Regions from separate parts of the Homo sapiens genome. Here region 1 is linked to region 2. The links are chromatin loops, found by intact Hi-C in ENCODE. Cell type or tissue: mammary epithelial cell. All regions are shown on one strand. Links, peaks and the distances in the headings refer to the core of each region. The heading gives the core; the rest is flanking DNA.

Evidence for each region. Hi-C counts contacts between places; a loop is a spot of excess contacts. Peaks named below come from ENCODE experiments on the same cell type or tissue, not always from the same donor. Only the 100,000 strongest peaks of a DNase experiment are listed, where the experiment ranks them.
Region 1: it touches region 2 in a loop (7-fold over the local background); 4 of 110 quality-filtered maps call a loop at or near these places.

Annotation. Positions count from the first base shown.
Region 1 is chr17:11,934,456-11,936,955 of GRCh38, reverse strand. All of the region lies in intron 65 of DNAH9 (dynein axonemal heavy chain 9), which reads right to left. Among named protein-coding and RNA genes, the nearest start is that of ZNF18, 62 kb to the left of the region's middle. In mammary epithelial cell, for the core only: a CTCF peak has its summit at 980 (motif pointing right); no DNase peak of the experiment used is centred there.
Region 2 is chr17:10,729,489-10,746,697 of GRCh38, reverse strand. It overlaps TMEM220-AS1 (TMEM220 antisense RNA 1), which reads right to left and starts at 16,921. Exons shown (of 4, transcript NR_073458.1): 1 at 16,798-16,921. It overlaps TMEM220 (transmembrane protein 220), which reads left to right and starts at 16,675. Exons shown (of 6, transcript NM_001004313.3): 1 at 16,675-16,918. The coding sequence starts at 16,847. RefSeq lists silencers at 12,468-12,653, 16,617-16,856, 16,867-17,036 and enhancers at 16,050-16,636, 16,637-17,209. In mammary epithelial cell, for the core only: a CTCF peak has its summit at 9,427 (motif pointing left); no DNase peak of the experiment used is centred there.

The DNA.
Region 1 (2,500 bases), core at 1-2,500, 1.2 Mb before region 2:
GACCTTTCCTTCTTTTCTCTCCCCTCCATCTAAATCAGATATGACAAACCTGAACATGTACATGGGATGGCACATGCAAAATAAACAAGTGAATTGGGCTTAGGACGAAGGAGGTGAGATTGGCTGCGAACTGGAGAGTTTGCGCCCCTGGTGAAAGGTATTCAAATAAAAAAAATTTTGAAACTATGTGTCACCCTAGCAGCTCCTTTCTGTGGCCAGTGCTAGTGGCTAGAGTCTGCCATGCCTAATGCCTAAAAATCCTAACCAGCGGCTAAGGCTCAGTTTTATTTTATTTTATTTTATTGTGTGTGTGTGAGACAGGCTCTCACTCTGCTGAAAAAACTAGAGTACAGTAGTGTACAGTAGAGTACACAGCTCACTAAAGCCTCCACCTCCCAGGCTCAAGTGCTTTCCACCTCAGTCTCCCAAGTAGCTGGAAATACAGGTACATGCCACCATGCTCAAGCCGATTTTTTATTTCTATTTTTTGTAGAGATGAGGTCTCACTATGTTGCCTGGGCTGGTCTCTAACTCATCAGCTCAAGTGATCCTCCAGCCTTGACTTTCCAAAGTTCTGGGATTACAGGCGGGAGCCACCGCGCCTGGCTCTGAATGTTTTGAGCGCCTCTTCATGGCTCTTTATACGATGGTGGGAAAATATCCCTCAAGTTCCGTTCCTGATATGATTTTGACGATTCCTTGGTGTTATTAACACCTAGCCTAATAGATTGCCCATTCCTCAAGGGCCGATCTGTATGTTCATTTTTGTATTTCCTCCAGCGTTCTGTGCAGGCCTGGACTCTATGTAGATGCCCTAGAACCATCTATTAACTAACACATTAAAGAGAAGTATAAGAAAGAGAGTGTACCTCAGTCATTTGGAAATGTGCAAATCGATTTCACCCTTGCTGAATAAGAAAAACAGACTTCCTTTGCCTGTTACTTGCTCCAGCCTCCTGTCGAATTATCCCATGGACACTAGGGGACGCTGTTGCACAATTTTCCCGGGAAAAGCCTTTTTGCCTTTGGTGAAGTAGTTAAAAACATTTCCTCTTATTTTCCTTAAAGAGCTTTATTGTTTTAAATCTCCTCTTATAGGTCCAATTTTTCTGGATCAAATGACTTTTACGATTTACCCTTAAGTTTAATGAATTAAAGAAATTTTTTTAAAGCTTGCAGTTAATATTCCTGTGATCAATATTTCCCTTATGTTTTATATTCAAGAGTTTTTCTAGGCATGTTCAAAAGCCTACCAATAAAAACTGCTAAAAAATATCTTTCGGGCCGGGCGCGGTGGCTCACGCCTGTAATCCCAGCACTTTGGGAGGCTGAGGTGGGAGGATCATGAGGTCAGGAGTTCGAGACCAGCCTGACCAACATGATGAAACCCCGTCTCTACTAAAAATACAAAAATTAGCTGGGCGTGGTGACGCACGCCTGTAATCCCAGCTACTCAGGAGGCTGAGGCAGGAGAATCACTTGAACCAGGGAGGCGGAGGTTGCAGTGAGCCGAGATCGCGCTATTCCACTCCAGCCTGGGTGACAGAGTGAGACTCCGTCTTATAAAAAAAAAAAAAAAAAATCTTTTGGAATGTTTTCCATGGAAGGTGAAATAGGCAAAGATGAATACTTTAAACATAGCTGTGGTAATAGTAACATAAAAGACCGAAGTAATAGTAAGAAAACCTCCATGAGGCCGGGCGTGCTGGCTCACACCTGTAATCCCAGCACTTTGGGAGGCCGAGGCAGGTGGATCACCTGAGGTTAGGAGTTCGAGACCAGCTTCGCCAACACGATGAAACCCCGTCTCCACTAAAAAATACAAAAACCGGGTGTGGTGGTGGGGGCCTGTAATCCCAGCTACTCAGGAGGCTGAGGCAGGGAGAATAGCTTGAACCTGGGAGGCGGAGGTTGCAGTGAGCCAAGATCGCACCACTGTATTCCAGCCTGGGTGACAGATCAAGACTCCGTCTCATAAAAGAAAAGAAAAGAAAGCCTTCATGAGAATGCTGACTGTGGCATACGTATGCGGTATGTGCCTGTGTTCATAGCCACCAACACGGAGTGGGAGGGGTGAGTGACCTGAGTGATCTTGGCACAAGACCATGCTCCTCCAGGGATATTTAGAATCACCCACAGAAACTTTACCAAAAGTTGGCTAAGGTCTTGCCTGAAATTTTGCTCCATGAAAAACGGCTTTGTCAGGCCAGGCGCGGCGGCTCACGCCTGTAATCCCAGCACTTTGGGAGGCCCAGGTGGGCGGATCACGAGGTCAGGAGATCAAGACCATCCTGGCTAACAGGGTGAAACCCCGTCTCTACTAAAAAAAATACAAAAATAAAATTAGCCGGGCTTGGTGGCGGGCGCCTGTAGTCCCAGCTACTCGGGAGGCTGAGGCAGGAGAATGGCGTGAACCCGGGAGGCGGAGCTTGCAGTGAGCAGAGATAGCGCCACTGCACTCCAGCCTGGGCGCCAGAGCAAGACTCCATCTCAAAAAAAA
Region 2 (17,209 bases), core at 7,936-10,435:
TCCAGTTCTAGAATCTGTGTTCTTAGTTACTAGGTTTTCCCAGTCTTTTAGTGTGGACTACCCTTTCTAATGTACCTTCCCTTTGTTGTATTTTCAAACCTCTTTTTTTTCTGTCAACCTACTACAAGATCCTGAATGCAGAAAATATTCTGGCTTTTCAATCTGCCATCTGCAGTGGAACCGCCACCAAAATACAGATTTTTTAATAAAAATCTTTACGGGGAAGACCGTCATCCTCAAGGTCGAACCCTTGGATATGACAGAAAATGTAAAGGCCAAGACCCAGAATAAGAAAGGAATTCCTCTTGATCAGCAAAGGCGGATCTTTGCTGGAAAGCAACTGGAAGAAAAAGATGGATGTACTTTGACTCTTTCTTTCTTTCTTTCTTCCTTTCTTTCTTTCTTCTTTCTTTTCTTTCTCTCTTTCCCCTCCCTCCCTCCCTCCCTTCCTTCCTTTCTTCAGAGAGAGTCTTGCTGTGTCACCCAGGTTCCCAGGTTGGAATGCAGTGGCACAATCTTGGCTCACTGAAACCTCCACCTTCTAGGCTCAAGTGATGCTCCCACCTCAGCCTCCCAAGTAGCTGGGATTACAGGCACACACCACCATGCCTGGCTGATTTTTGTATTTTTAGTAGAGACAGGGTTTCATCATGTTGCCCAGGCTCATCTTGAATTCCTGAGCTCAAGCAATCCCCCACCTCGGCCTCCCAAAGTGCTGGGATTACAGGCATGAGCCACCGCGCCCGGCTGATTTTCTTTTATTTGTAGTAGAGACTGGGTTCCACCATCTTGGCCAGGCTGGTCTCGAACTCCTGACCTCGTGATCCACCCGCCTTGGCCTCCCAAAGTGCTGGGATTACAGGCGTGAGCCACCGCGCCCAGCTGACTACAACTTTCAAAAAAAGTCTACTCTTCATCCTGTGGTAAGACTTCATGGTGGTGCTAACAAAATGAAGAAATCTTACACCACTCCCAAGAAGAAAAGCAGGAGAGAAAGAAGGTTAACTGGCTGACTTGAAATACTAGAAAATGGATGAGAATGGCCAAATTACTTGCCTTCTTTGGAAATGCCCTTCAGATGATTGTGGCACTGGAGTGTTTATGGCCAGCCACTTGGAGCGAAATTACTGTGGCAAATTGTTGTCTGACTGATTGCTTCAACAAACCAGAAGACAAGTAATTGTGTATGAGTCAGTAAAAGACATGAACTAACATTTTTTTTTAAGTCTGAGTGGAGCCGCTCTGATTAAAGATGGGCGTGAGAGTCACAGCTGCCTCGGCACCTCCCTCCTCCCTCTCAAGGAGCGTTGTTTGAAAATCTCCTGTGTATGTGTGGACAGAAGCAGGGGGGTTGAGAGTCTGAACTGTAAGATTCCAGGGGGGGTCCCCACTCCACTCGCTCTGGGATCCTGGTAAGCCATGTCACCTCTCAGATTTCAGGGTAACCTCCTACAACTCACAGGGGACCAAATGCTCCCTGCCCATCTCAGGGCTCTGCTTGTTGGTTGGGCCAGGCTGGTGACAGATTATTTTCTGCCCAGATAGGCTAGAAGCTAAAAAGAGAAAAATAAAAGGAAGGAAATAATAACTCTTACTCTGCCCCTAGCTCCTAGCTCACCAACTAGGTGCAGAAGTAAAATACAGTAAAGCCCGTAGCTGTCATCAGCTGGAATCCTTTCCATCTCTCTCAAATTTGAAGAGTTATTTTGTCTCTCTCCCTCTCCCTCCCACCCTTTTCCTCGCCTTCTCCCCCTTTCCCTCTCTCCCCTCCTCCCTGTCTCTCTCCCTTTCTCTCTTTCCCTCTCCCCACAATCTATGCCTATGTGTGCGTGTGTGTGTGTGTGTGTGTGTGTGTGTATCAATATCCTCCTCTGTTTTGCTCCTTTCCATCAAGTATTTGAACTTCATCAAACAGTCACTGTATGATCAGCAGAGCAGGCACCGTATATTTGTTCTGTGATTGTAGAACCTACAATCTCCTTTCTGATAAAGGAATCCTACTTGTTTCCATAGAGTATGACGTCCTCAAAATAAACTTACACAGAACATAATTCGATTTTTTAAAGTGCTATATATAAAGCAGGTCTCCCCACAGAGATCAAAGGCCCACTTCCTGCCCACAGTACACGGGGCTGTATCTATTTGTCTGCGGAGATAAGAAGTTCCAATATCTGAGCAGAACTAATTTCAAAGCCTGCTCAGCAGAATTCTGATAAATGTCTTTTAAACGGCTCTGTTGAAATGTGTAACAGCGCTGTCTTTTTTTTTTTTTTTTTTTTTTTTTAAGACAGGGTCTTGCATTGCAGCCACTGGAAAGCTTTATGCCTTAGGGGTGGAATCACTGGGTGGTAGCATGCTCAGGGTCATTTCAAAGAAATGCACGCAGGCCCCATAGCAAAACCTCATCTCTACAAAAAATTTAAAAATTAGCTGGGTATGGCGGTGTGTGCCTGTAGTCCCAGCTGCTTGGGAGGCTGAGGCAGGAGGATCACTTGAGCCCAGGAGGTTGAGGCTGCAGTGAGTTATGACAGAAGCACTACACTCAAACCTGAATGACAGAGTGTGACCCCGATTCCAAAAAAGAAAGAGAGAGAGAGAGAGAAAGACAGAAAGAAAGAAAGAAAGAAAGAAAGAAAGAAAGAAGGAAAGAAAGAAAGAAAGAAAGAAAGAAAGAAAGAAAGAAAGAAAGAAAGAGAAAAAAAGAAAGAAAAAGAGAAAGAAGGAGGAAGGAAGGAAGGAAGGAAGAGAAGGAGGGAGGGAGGGAGGGAGGGAGGAATGAATGCACCCTAGGCAGAAACAGGGAATCTGGAGTCAGATGAAGAAGGAATTTAGGCAGGAGAACAGAACTATTGGCCAGGAAAGTTCTGGGCAGTAATTTCTGGATCAAATGACAATCTATCTTCCATGCCAGAAAAGGAACCTCTGATTCATACTAATGATGAAACTGCCCAAGGGATTAAGTATTTTTCCATTCAGGATCTAACTTTAAGATCAGAATCAAGTTCTTCCCCTCTAATTTGGCCCATTTTCTCCATAAAGGACCATTATTATGATACAATAATCATTTTGTGGGTGCATTTTCTAGGCTAGGCACTAAGCGAGCCATTTTTTTTTTACTCACTCGTCCATCCTACAAACCTTTATTGGCAAACCACTGGGCGCCAGGCTCTGTCCTAGGTGTTGCGGATACAGCAATAAGGAATATATGTGAAGTCCCTTTTGTCACGTGGCTCACGTTCAAGTAGGAAGACACATAATCTTTTTAATGAGCAAGTAAATACACCATGCCAAGCAACAAGGAAAGCAAAAAAAAAAAAAAAAAAAAAAGCAGAACGAGGAGATTGAAATAGCATGCAATTTCAGATAGAGGAGTCGAGAGAGACTCTAAGATGAGGTGCAATTTCTACAACCCTGGCCAGCTGCCTTGCAAAGAAAGACAAGCGACCGGTCACAAAGGAAACCAGATTAGGGAGAGATAGATCCGGTGAACCTGTCATCCCTACTACAAACATGTGTTCAGCTGGTAGCAGATCAGTAACATCTTCTCCAGGAGTAAAGGAGAATTTATTTACATGCTCATTACATATGCAGAGTTGTGACCAAATTGCTGCAGGTGACAGGTCCAAGTTCCTATAAGGATGTTCTATGGCTTAATACCCAGACTTTGTTCCGGACTTCATCTCTTAAGTGCTGTCATTTCTTCTGTATAAGCTATGGTTACTTTGGTTTCTTTTCTTCCTCTTAGACAGAAGATTCCAGCTATTATCACATAGCTTCCTCATTTACACTAAATAGAGTAAACCATTATTATGGATGTAAGACGATGGGTTTCATAAGTGAACCCACTGTGAAGGTAGCCTGGACAGGTGTATTAGTCCGTTTTCAAGCTGCTAATAAAGACATACCCAAGACAGAGTAATTTATAAAGAAAAAAAAAAGATGAGGTGCAATTTGAGCAGGAATCTAAAAGCGGTGGGAGATTCAGCCTTCTAGATATCAAGGGAAGGGCAATCCAGTGGAGGGCACGGCGCAGGGAGAGGCCGTGAGGTGGGGGCGCATTGGTGTGTTGGAGGGGTAGCTGGGAAGTGAGCAGTGATGGAGCAGAATGAGCAGAAGGAGGGCATGAGTCCAGAGGGGTCACAGGCCCTGGGAGCATCCTGGGGACATGGATTTTATTCTGAAGCTGTTGGAGAGCTTTGAGATGAAGGAGAGTCATGATTCTATGCATTAAGGACAATTCTAGTTACTGTGAGGAAAACAGGGTTTAGGGAGACAAGAGTGGAAGCTGAGAGACTGGTTAGGCAGCAGATAGCAGATGCCACAGTCCAGGTACGAGGTGTTAGGGTTTGGGTTAGGCTCCTAACCATGAGGGTGGACAGGAGTCGCCCAATTGCAGATATGTTTCCAAAGTGGAAGCAATGAGATTTGTTGTTGAATTAAGCATGGAGGAGAAAAATAGGTCAAAGATGCTTCCAAGATTGTGGCTGGAGCAACCGGGAGAACTGATGGTGCCATTTAGAAAGAGAAGAAGACTTACAAAGAAAGGAGCTGGTTGTGGGCAGGGTATCCAAGATTTGGCTTTGGACCTGTTTGAACAGAAACTGCATAGGAAATGGGGCAGGGTGTAAGGAGAGCCCAAAAGAGGGCTGAGGACTGGGCCCCGGGGTTAGCCCAACTTGTGATTTGGGCGAAGAGGAGGATTCACCAGAGAAGGATTCACCAAAGGAGGCTGAGGAAGAGTAGCCCGGGAGGTTAAGAGAGACCTAAGAGAGAGTGATGTCCCCTGGCAGAGAGCACCAAGTGTTTCAAGGCAGAGGGCCTGATCAACTGTGTCACAAGCCACTGATAAAGGGAGCAACAGGGGACTGAGGCTTGACCTCAGACTTGGCAACACACAGCTGACCTTGATAATGTCAGAATATGTAATTCTGATACCAGCCCTGCAAGCTAAATATTATTGTCTTCATTTTACAGATAAGGCAACAGAGGCCAGAGGAGGTTCAGTGATGCACCCAGGGCCACATAACCAGTGAATGTTGGGGATCAGATTAGAGTGCCCACGTCTCCAGCCTCCTTCTGCCATTGACACCATCACATCGACCATCCGGGCAAGACCCCCGCACCGCCCCCAAGGGCGCAGGCTTGATTTCACTGCCAAGCCAATAATGTCAGCAACAGCACTTATGGTGCTGGACCATAAATGAAACAAGCTTTGAGAACTAACTGCCACCCCAGAGGCCTCAGGGAGGAGGTGGCTGCCCTCAAAGGCTCAGTCTCGTATTCTGTAACCTCTCTACCCTGAAGAAGATCCCACCAGCTGCCTCTTCTTCCAGATCCTGCCAAGAATTAGGCATCTCCCAACCCCACTCCTGGGCCTCTTCTCCACATTCTCCCTGCCAATCATCCCCTTTAATAAAAAACGGTGAATAATTTTCTAGCATGCATCTTTGGATTGTTTACTGATTACCATAAACATTAGCTGCTTTTGAAATGCATTTTTTCAGCTTACTGTATTTTTTTTTGACTGATTTTTTTTTTTTTTGAGATGAAGTCTCACTCTGTCACCCAGGCTGGAGTACAGTGGCTTCATGTCGGCTCACTGCAACCTCTGCCCGCCAGATTCAAGCGATTCTCCTGCTTCAGCCTCCCAAGTAGCTGGGATTACAGGCACCTGCCACCACGCCCAACTAATTTTTGTATGTTTAGTAGAGACGGGATTTCACCACGTTGGCCAGGCTGGTCATGAACTTTTTTTTGACATTTTATAATGAAAATTTTCAAACATACAGTAAAGTTGGAAAGTTTTGAGCAGTGAACACCCACACCCCCCCCCCACTAGACTCTACATGTACCATTTTACTCTCCTCGCTTTACCCCGCGTCTGTCCATGCATTCCTCCCTCTGTCCACCAGCATCCATCTTATTTTCTAAGCAAGCTACAGACGTCAGTACGCGTCACCCCAAACACTTCAGCATGCATGTCACAAACTACAGTTCAATATTGGTTTAAGAGTTTGTTTGGTTTTCCAGATATAATTTGCAAAGAGAGAAATTAACATATCTCATGAGTATGGATGCTGACTTTGGACAAATACATACACAAATAGGTTACTGAAATCTCCATCAAGATACAGAACATTATCATCACCCCAGAAAATTCCCTTATTCTCTTTCCCAGACACTCCTTGTCTCACCCCAAAGGCAACTACTGACCTAATGGCTCTCACATCCATGGTTTTTGCCTCTTCTGGAATTTCACATAGAGTCACACAGCATGTAGTCTTCTGTGTCTGGCTTCTTTGGTTCAGCATGTTTTTGCAATTCATGGATGCGACAGCATGTTAGTAGTCTGTTTCTCTTTTTTGCTAGTGGTATTCCATTATGTAATTATATCACAGTTTGTTTATCCATTCTCTTGTTGATTGCAATAATTCTTTTAATAAAATAAAATTATTCTTTCATGAATTTCTAGTTAGGATGCTTCTGACTTTCTGTTAAGAATTCTCTCATCATCATTTAAAGCAAACTGGGCTTGAGTCGTGGCTGTTTAGAGCCTGATCTTTGAAATCAGAAAGCTCTGGATTTCTACTTCAGTCTCCACTGTTACTAAGTGGGTGACCTTGGGCCAGTTACCTAACCACCCTGCACCTGCACCTTACTTTTACATCTATAAACTGGGAACAAAAATATCTAAAGGATAGGAGGGGCTTATTAGGATTTAAATAATTCATTTATTCCTTGGCTCTTTCCTGTAGCAATAGTTAATAAGAACCCACCGAGTTCAACCCGCTAAGCCTGGGAAGGTAGCAGGAACCAAAAGCAGAGAGAGAGATTGTTCTCATGGGCCTGTTGTTCTGTGGGCTACACAGACACTAAACAACTAATTGTACAGTTAATTATTTAATGGCCATTGTGGTCAGTGCTGCAAGGGAGATGTGACAGCTGCTAAGAGCCTGTGACAGGCTTACGTAAGGAGGCTAAGAGTGGAAAGAGGACAAAGTAGGCAAAGCGGGACCCTTCCCGACAGAAGGAAATGCAGTGTCTGAAAGCTCTCTGGAGGGCAGAAGCACTGCCCTTTGGAAGGACTGAAGAGGCTGTGTAACCACAGGGCCAGGGGTGTGTGTGTGTGTGTGTGTGTGTGCACGTGAAGTGGTGAAGAAGGAAGGTGAGCTGGAACAAGTGGAGGCTGACCAGGCTGGGCAGTGCTCTGAGTACGCAGGGCTTTGCAGACCAGGTTCAAATGTTGGTTTTTAACCCCAGAGCCATAGGCAGTGAGGGGTGCTGGAAGGTAAGCTTCACACAAGAACATCAGGTGGGAGTTGTCTGTTTCGTTCACTGCTATATCCTTAGTGCTTAGATGAGTGCCTTGGATCCATCTGTGGGAGGAAGCGAGGGAGGGAGGGAGGAAGGAAGGGAGGGAGGAAGGAAGGAAGGAAGGAAGGAAGGAAGGAAGGAAGGAAGGGGAAGGGAAGGGAAGGGAGGTGAGGGGAGGAGAGAGGAAGGGAGGAAGGGAGTGGGGAGGAAGAGAGGAGAGGAGAGGAAGGGAGGGAGGGAGGAAAGGAAGGGAGGGAAGGAGGAGAAAAAGGGAGGGACAGAGGAACGGAGAGAGGAAGGGAGGGAAGGAGGAGAGGAAGGGAAGGAGGAGAGGAAGGGAAGGAGGAGAGGAAGGGAAGGAGAGTGGAAGAGAGAAGAGGAAGGGAGGGAAGGAGGGAAGGAGGGAGGGAGGAGAGGAAGGGAGGGAGGAGAGGAAGGGAGGGAGGGAGGAGAGGAAGGGAGGAAGGGAGGGAGGGAGGAGAGGGAGGGAGGGAGGGAGGGTCTTAAGCAGAAATTGGAGATTTGTGTCTCATACAGTCACTGGCTGCAGTGTGGAGACTGGGTGGGACGGAGCACAGAGTAAGTATTCTTCTGCTCAGGCTGCCAGAGCACTACAGACTAGGATGATGCTTAAACATTGATTTCCTCATAGCTCTGCTGGCTGTAAGTCCAAGATCAAGGTTCCATCAGGGTTGGTGGCCGGTGAGGCCTCTCTTCCCGGCTTATAAATGCCCTCTTCTCCCTGTGTCCTCACATGGCCTTTCCTCTGTGTGGGCCAGGAGAGAGCCAGCTCTGGAGCCTCTTCCTCTTCCTGTAAGGATACCAGCCCTGTGGGATTAGGGCCCGACCCTTACTCCCTCATTGGCCTTCATTATCTCCTTAAAGGCCCTATCTCCAAATACTCAACTTATGAACTAGGGAGTGCAGGGGGAGCACAAGTCAGTCCATAACAGGGTGGGAAGCCAGTTAGGAGGTTAATGTGTTCAAAGAGGGGAAATGCTGATCGCTGGGACCAGGTGTCAGCAATAAAAATGGGGGACTACTGAGCAGAAAAGTTCACCAGAATCAGTGGTGGACTGAGAGAGGAGGAAAGATGAGGTGTCAGGAATAACTTCCAGGTTTCTACAATGATCATGGTGGCTCCCATAAAGAGATGTCTACATCCTAACCCCTGGGACCTGTGAATGGGACCTTATTTGGCAAAAGGGTCTTTGCAAACATTACATTGAGGATCTCAAGATGAGACATCCTGCATTGTCCAAGTGGGTCCTGAATCTGATGATACATTGCCTTATAAAAGAAGAGCAGAAGGACAGACACAGAGAAGGTAACGTGAAGAGATTGGAGTCATGTGGCCACAAGGAGCCACTGGAAGCTGTCAAAGCAAGAAAGGACTTTACCCCAGAGCCCTCAGAGGGAGTGCAGTCCTGCTGACACTTTGACTTTGGGTACCTGGCCTACAGAACTGTGAAAGAATAAATTCCCCTACTTTTAAGGCAAGCTGGTGATAATTTGCTAAGGCAGCCCTAAGCAACTGATAACAAGGAGCACTTGAATGGGTGAGAGAGGGAAACCGGAGGGGCTCAGGTCTTGTGGGATAGGAGGGTGGGTATGAGTTTACACGTAAAAATTCAGAAATTGTGGTGGCTTTCAGATATCAGGAGGTGAAAGGGCCGTAGCTGGGCTTACAGTAAATACTCATCAATTCATAGTTGTTATCATCATTTACTTTTAGAGTACGCCTACATTAGAAGTGATTGCTCCTCTCAAGCATATCTGAATTTCCTGGAGTACTGGGGTGGCAGTTTCAAGCTCTGCCAGCACCACAGCAAAGCTTAGCTCTTTTCTTGCAACACCCTTGTTTGGGGATGAATATTTCCTGGTACAAAGTTCTATTTGAATCACTTCTCCGCCTATTGGTTAAGATCAAGTGTAAAGCTCTGTTTGCACTTCTTCACCTCCAGCTGATGCCAACCTCGTACCCACCCAGAAGTCTACATCACAGGCTTCCTGGGAGAGCCAAGGGGAGGCACAGCCCACTCTTCCCTCCTCCCCTCCTTCGTTCCATGCCCGCACGACTCCATTCCCAGCAGAAGTCCGCCATCTTGTGGACACATACAATTCCAACAGCCCAGGCCAAAATCAGAAAGTCAAGATCAGAGAGAAGATGGCTTCAAAGTCACTCAACTTCTCTTCCTACCTCCAAATACAGCTTCATCTAATTGGCTCTAAAAGTCAAGGGCATGAGTGGAGAATCTTCCTGGTCTTTAAAATAGCTAAGACATAAGAAGAATGGCATCAAAGGAGGACCTCAAACATCACCCCTTCAGCCTTTGGAGAATTGAGCCCCTGGTCTACAGATGACCCCTTCCACCCTCTCCAGTTCATGGAAACAGGGTAGCTGTTGAGTTAAATGCTCCACTCTCATGGGAGAGAGAGCCCACTTCACTCACTCCCTTCATAAACCTGCAGAAGGCCTCACCATGAGCTTGAAGAAGTCTAATTTCTGACTCACTTATTGCTTAACCAGGGTACTTAAAAGCTAGTGTATGCCTTTGTTTCTCTATCCATAAAATGGGGATGATAGTACTATCTACCTAATAGATCTGTTGTGGGCACAAGACGAGTTAATATATATGAAGTGATTAGAATACTGCCTAACTCAGTAAATTCAAGACGCTACCTATTACATCCCCCACCACCAAACCCAATATTCCTACAACATTTCATTGTATCCCCACTCACCTTGGATATTGTTTATATCCAGGTATGTCAGGTGCTACTGGAGAGAAGAAAAAATTAACAGGTTATAGTCCTTACCTTCTGAAATTTGTGGCATAGTCTAGGAGCATGAACAACACACATACACACAGAACAATTATTGCGAGATTAAAACTAAGAATTTCCAGCCAAGTGCGGTGGCTCACGCCTGTAATCCCAGCACTTTGGGAGGCCGAGGTGGGCGGATCACCTAAGGTTAGGAGTTCAAGACCAGCTTGACCAACATGGAGAAACCCCATCTCTATTAAAAATACAAAAAAATTAGCTGGGTGTGGTGGCGCATGCCTGTAATCCCAGCTTCTCGGGAGGCTGAGGCAGGAGAATCGCTTGAACCCAGGAGGTGGAGGTTGCAGTGAGCCAAGATCCTGCCATTGCATTCCAGGCTGGACAGCAAGAGCGAAACTCTGTCTCAAAAAAAAAAAAACAAAAAAACCCACACACCCAAAAAAAACTAAGAATTTCCATAAAGGGAAAAAAAAAGTGAAAGTATAAGGAGAAGAGCATCCACAGTCCCACCTAAGGAGATCAGGCGACTCTAATTGAGGCCAGGTAGGTGCTAGCACAGGCTGACACTCAGCGATTCTGGACGGAGCAAAGGCAACACTGGGAAGTGCTTTGCCATTCCCTTGAAGAGCTCACCTACCTTCTGCAGTCTGTTCTCAGCCATGCAGAATCAAAAACTTGTTTTTTTAAGTACTTTCTATCAATTATTTTTATTTATTGTGTAATCTGCCATGTATGATTTTGAAAGTCCTTTTTTTTTTTCAATGGGGTCTTGCTCTGTCACCCAGGCTGGAATGCAGTGGTGCAAATCACAGCTCACTGCATCCTCGAGCTCCTGGACTCAAGCAATCCTCCCGCCTCAGCCTCCCAAGAAGCTATGACCACAGGCACATGCCACCATACCCAGCTAATTTTTTAAAATTTTTTTGTAGAGATGGAGTCTTGCTCTGTTGCCCAGGATGTCTTGAACTCCTGGGCTCAAGTGATCCTCTCACTTTGACCACCCAAAGTACTGGGATTACAGGTGTGAGCCACCACACCCAGCCTTGAAAACTTAACTTTGTCATAAGGAGTGGAGGCATTTTTTTATTCCCTGCATACAGTCTGATTGACTTTATCTCCCCAATGTCACTCATTCGTGCTTCTTTCCCTCCATGGCCACTGCTACCCTGTTAGCCCTGGCCAGCATCATCTCTCTCCTGGCCTACTGCAAGCACCTCATGGCCAGTCTCTGCTTCTTCTCTGGGCTCTCCCCAGTGCATCCTCCTCCACGGGGCAGCCCAAGCACACCTCCCATCATGCTCTCCCCACTCAGTGCTCCAGGGGCTCTTCAGCACACTTGGGATAAAACCAAACTTTTTTTTTTTTTTTTGAGATGGAGTTTCACTCTGTTGCCCAGGCTGGAGTGCAATGGCGTGATCTCGGCTCACTGCAACCTCCGCCTCTTGGGTTCAGGTGATTCTCCTGCCTCAGCCTCCTGAGTAGCTGGGACTATAGGCATGCGCCACTGTGCCTGGCTAATTTTGTATTTTTAGTAGAGATGGGGTTTCACCATGTTGGTCAGGCTGGTCTTGAACTCCTGACCTCAGATGATCCATCTGCCTCGGCCTCCCAAAGTGCTGGGATTACAAGCGTGAGCCACCACACCCAGCCAGGATAAAACCAAACTCTTTACCTGCATTGTGCTAGCCTCATCTATGTCTACTTGTACTCTCATTCTTTGCCAGGCCCTGAAGACCTTCAGGATTTGGTCTTCTCATAAGCACTTCTCTCTCGGCTTTAAGCACTGGTCCATAAAGTCTTCACCTGTCCTCACCCATTCATCTTTCAGGGCACACCTGAAAATCACCTCCTCAGGAGGTTTCTGGAACCCCTGGGAAGAGGTCAGATTCTCTGGTTTCACACATTCCCATAGCAGCCTCACTTCTCCTTCTCAGCATCACCACCATTGTTGGCTGGAACCCCTACCTATTCGTGTAATTATTGTTTGGCCTGTAAGCTCTACAAGGGCAAACACCGTGTCCCGTGAGGTCACAGTCACATCCTCAGTTATTAGCATAGTGCCTGACACGTAGGAAGTCTTGAATAAATGGACAGAATAAATGGATAGAATAAATGGCTCACTGAGTGTTTCATGCCAATGAATAGGGTGGATATAAATACACGCAGAGGGTTCATTTAACCATATTCTCCTTTCAGTGGCATAAGGGGATATTTGAGGAACATTATTCAAGCCAAGTGTTTTTCATTGTCCATCAATATGCGTAAGCTTTAAGACTTTCATAACACGGGCTATATTTTGCTAACAGTAGAAACCCAAGTCCTTCATAGAGACTAGATGGGTTTTGTAGAAGCAAATCAATCCTTGCCGTGGCGAGGTGCTTTTCTGATTTCAAATATTTTAGCAGAAGGCTGTCTAGCTCCTAGTAGAATTCGTCCACTGCTCCTAGTAGAATTCCTCCACTGTTCTGTTCCAACCCTTTCCTGCCCCAACACTTCATTCACATGGAATCAGCAGAGCCTGGAGACAGCATGGCTTGGCCTTTGCTGATCTGGTGTGCTGGACAGAGGGAGGTAGACGGCATGGGCAGCAGTTTCTGATCCTTGTAATCCTTGTTCCCAATATGTCACCTTGGGAGCATCACCAGCACACACACACTCTGGACATAGAGCACAGGCAGGAGCCACTCACTGGTGATGACCCTGTTTCAGACTTTGTCCGGCCTCCACCCCTGCCACATTCCGGAGTAGCTGACCACACCTGGAAGGACAGATAATGGAGACTACTAAAAGGAAAACAAGTCTATAAAAGAGAATGGCATGGGCATTCCATTGATACACACTTTGAAATGCACCTGGCTCAGAGAGCCACATGTTCTCCACTCTGTAGGCCAGCTAGGTGGGAAGCCAAAGTCTCCAAAATTGGCCTTCTGGAATCACAGCAAGGGGAGGGTTGAGCCTGTGAAATTTTCAACCCACATAAGCCCCAAAGAGGTTGGCCCGACCAAGAAATGTGAGTGTCCACATCTGGTGGAGCAAAGCACTCTCTCCAGTCTGTGTGAGGATGGACTTGGTCTACGCTTGCCTTTCAGATGACCTAACTTGAAGCCTCCAAGCCCATCAATCCTCCTTTGCTGACATTCTTCTTTTACGTACTTTCATGCATTCATTTTCTCTCTCTCAATCCTGTGACCCTGGGAGGCCATTTGTGTCTTTATATGAGCTTCCTGTCTCTGCTCCAACTCTTAGCATTGGATTAACAACCCTACTCTCAGGGAATAAGCAAGCACCTCTATTTCCAAGTTCTCAGAGGGCAGATGTCCAGCCATTCTCGGATTCCAGCGGGGAAGTGAGTCCAGCTCACCTCACTCCTGTGGCTCAATTGCTTTTATGATGCTGTCACTGACTGGGCAGCCAGGGAGTGTCCAGCAGGATGAAGGGTCCTTTGTGCTGCCCTTTCTGCAGAGGGAAGCCAGCTTTGACAAGACCCTACTGCCTTTAAAACCTCATCTTCTCTGCAGTATTGTATCATAGCCTTTTGCTAAAAAGGGAAATGAAATTACTCTTCAAGCAGAGCTGTCTGAGATATTGGATTCATTTAAACGTATTTTTCATTACTTTTCAGACTAAGCCTTCTCTTCCGTGTCTCTGCAAAGCCTGGACAAACCTATAGCAGGAGGTTTGCAAGGATTTCACACATTGCCTTAACTATTGAATCATGACTTTACAAGTCATCATTCTTTGTTGCAAATTACAAAAACCCAATTCACACGGGCTTATGTAAAGAAGAGACTCTGTTGGTTGTGAGATTCTTCCATTTTCAGGCATGGCTGGATCCAGGCTTTTAAACTTCACCTGCAGAAAGCCTTTCTCCCTGTGAGGCTTTCTCCTGACAGCTCCAGGCTCACATTCTACCAGCTCTACACATTCATCACAAAGAAAGCTTCTCTTTAATAGTGTGAGTAGGATTGCCAGATTTAGCAAATATTTGGAACACATCATTGATGATCCAAAATTCAGTTCAACTGAGGTTGTCCTTTACTGACAACCTAAGTCCCATATAGGTCCTAGGATTGAATCTGGGCAATTTGGATCCTATACCCATCCTAGACCCAATCACAGTGGTCAACAGAATGGGATATGTCAGCTGGCAGGCCAAAGTCACCTGCCTATCCCCAAAAGGAGGGGAGCACGGTCAACCCTGTAGTCCACATCCACCCATAGTGCATGTGGTAATCCACAGTACTAAAGACACTGATCCTCGAAGAAAGGGGACTGAACCCTGCAAAGGCAAAACCAACAGACGCTCACTAAGGTGACTTTGAAAGTCCCAGCCGGGTGCAGTGGCTCATGCCTGTAATCCCAGCACTGTGGGAGGCCGAGGCAGGCAGATCATGAGGTCAGGAATTCGAGACCAGCCTGGCCAATATGGTGAAACTCCATCTCTACTAAAAAAAATACAAAAATTAGCCCAGCATGGTGGTGGGCGCCTGTAGTCCCAGCTACTCTGGAGGCTGAGGCAGGAGAATCACTTGAACCCAGGAGGCAGAGGTTGCAGTGAGCTGAGATCGTGCCACTGCACTCCAGCCTGGGCAACAGAGCAAGACTTTGTCTCAAAAAAATAGAAATAAAAAAAGAAAGTCCCAGACAACAGTGAAAACTATAAAACTTCATGGTGGTTGTATGGCATTCAAGAGCTTAAAAGCACTTCCATGCCATTGTTTCCTTGTGGGTATTATAATCATTCCCTGTATTAATTTGCTAGGACTGTCCCAACAAAGTACCACAGTCTAGGTGGCTTAAACAACGGAAATTTATTTTCTCACAGTTCTGGAGGCTGGAAGTCCAAATTCAGGATGTTGGTAGGGTTGGTTTCTCATGAGGCCTCTCCCCTTGGCTTGCAGACGGCCGTCTTCTCCCTGTGTGCCCATGTGGTCTTCCCTCTGTAACTGTCCCCTCTTCGTATCAGGACACTAGTCATATTGGATTAGGGTCCACCCTATAACCTCATTTTAACTTAATCATCTCTGTCAAGTCCCTGTCTGCAAATGCAGTCCCATTTTGAGGCACTGGGGGTTAGGGCTTCAGCATATGAATTGGGGGTGCAGGGGGAATGCAAGTCAGCCCCTAGCACTCTCGCTCTCATTTTTTTCTTTTATGTAAGGAAAAGCACAGTGAGAATAGTCTTCGCTTGTTTCCAATCCCAGGGCTGATTTAGCTGTGGAACTCCACCCAGTGCTGGTCCCCGCTGTCCCCACCCCACCTCTGCAAACACGGGTGCCCACCCCCGCCAGCCGCCAGGCTCCCTGCCTAGTCCCGGCACGGGACCTTCACGGTCCCAGCACCAGGCACAGAGCAGACAACGTTCTTGAAATAAGTGTTTCGTGAAAAGAATGAAACTGAGAGGGAAAGAAAAAAAAAACTAGACAGTTTTAGGAGATTTAGCTCAAAGGAAAAGAGGACAGGCACAGAAGCTCCTGATTTGAAGCGATAAAGACTCTTTAGAACAGCAGAAATGAGGCCTATGGATGTGTAAATGAGCCCGGGGAGGAACTAAGCAGAAGGGCGAATTACAAAACAGAAAAAGACCAGACAGACTAGGGGAGAACAGTGAATATTTCAGTGTCTTCGGTTCATAAGAAATTCATGAGCAATTTTGGAAATTTTGTTGGTTTTGGTGGTGGGAGAGAATTGTAAATATGTATAATATGTAAATATCTTTTATAATAAAAGCCCATGAAGATAAATGAGCCTGTCTGCCGAAAAGCTGTGAGCCGTATAAGATGTTAATATAACTGTCGTCACTCTAGAAATTACCATAATGCTTACAGGGATTTGAAAGTTCCTGAGCTTTGGAAGGAAATGCATAAATACTAAACAGAACACACACACACACACACACACACACACACACACACACACACACATCTCTTTTTCTTTCTCTTTCTTATTTTTGTAAAAACAATTTTTATCCTTTTTTTTTTGAGGAGTCTCGCTTTGTTGCCCAGGCTGGAGTGCAGTGGCACAATCTGGGCTCACTGCAACCTCCGCCGCCCGGGTTCAAGCAATTCTCCTGCCTCAGCCTCCTGAGTAGCTGGGATTACAGGCTCCCGCCACCACGCCCGACTAATTTTTTCGTATTTTTAGTAGAGATACGGGGTTTCACCATGTTGGCCAGGCTGCTTTCGAACTCCTGACCTCAGGTGATCCGCCCACCTCGGCCTCCCACAGTGCTGGGATTACAGGCGTGAGCCACTGCGCCCAGCCCTTTCTTTCCTTCTTTCTTTTTCTTTCTTTCTCTTTCTTCCTCTCTCCCCTCCCGCCTGCCTTCCTTCCTTTTTTCCTTCTTTTTTTTCTTTCTTCTTTTTTTTTTTTTTTGTGAGGAAGGTAGCTTTAGTGAAAACAGGGTTTGGAGTTGAACCTATACGGGTTCAAATTCGACTTCCGTCCACCACCGAGACCTGCGCTCCCTGAGGGACTCGCTTTCCCATCCGCGAAACCAGGACGGCGCCGCCTACACCCCGCGGCGTTCGGGGCGGGCTGAATGGGTCGCTGAGTGGGGGCTACACCCACGCCCTTCGCTCCCCGCCCCCGGGCGGAGCGACGGCCACGGCAGTGTCCCCAAGGCACCGAAACCGAGGCGGGGGTCTCGGTCCCTCCGCGCAAGGAGGAAGGCGGACCGTACGTGGCAGGACTCACCGCCCCGCACGTGGCAGGACTCACCGCCCCGCGCCGTGTTCTCCGAGCCATGGCGCCAGCGCTGTGGCGGGCCTGCAACGGACTCATGGCCGCCTTCTTCGCGCTGGCGGCCTTGGTGCAGGTCAGGCGGCCGCGGTGGGAGGGGGACCCGCCCGGCTCCCAGCTCCGCCCCCTGGCCTAGCGGGCCGTGTAACTGACTAGCGGGCAGAGTCGCAGGGGCGCACAGTTAGTGGGGAGGACGGGACTTGGGCTTTCTGCTTGGGGAGCCCCCACTTTCTCCCCCGTCTAAGAGACGCGGATGTGTTCATGGAAGCGAGTCCCATACCAGGGCTCACACCCTGGAAGGGGCTGGTTCCGCGCGTGGAACTTCCCAGGGGACCTCAGAAGAAGCGGCCCTGGCTCCTGCGTTAAC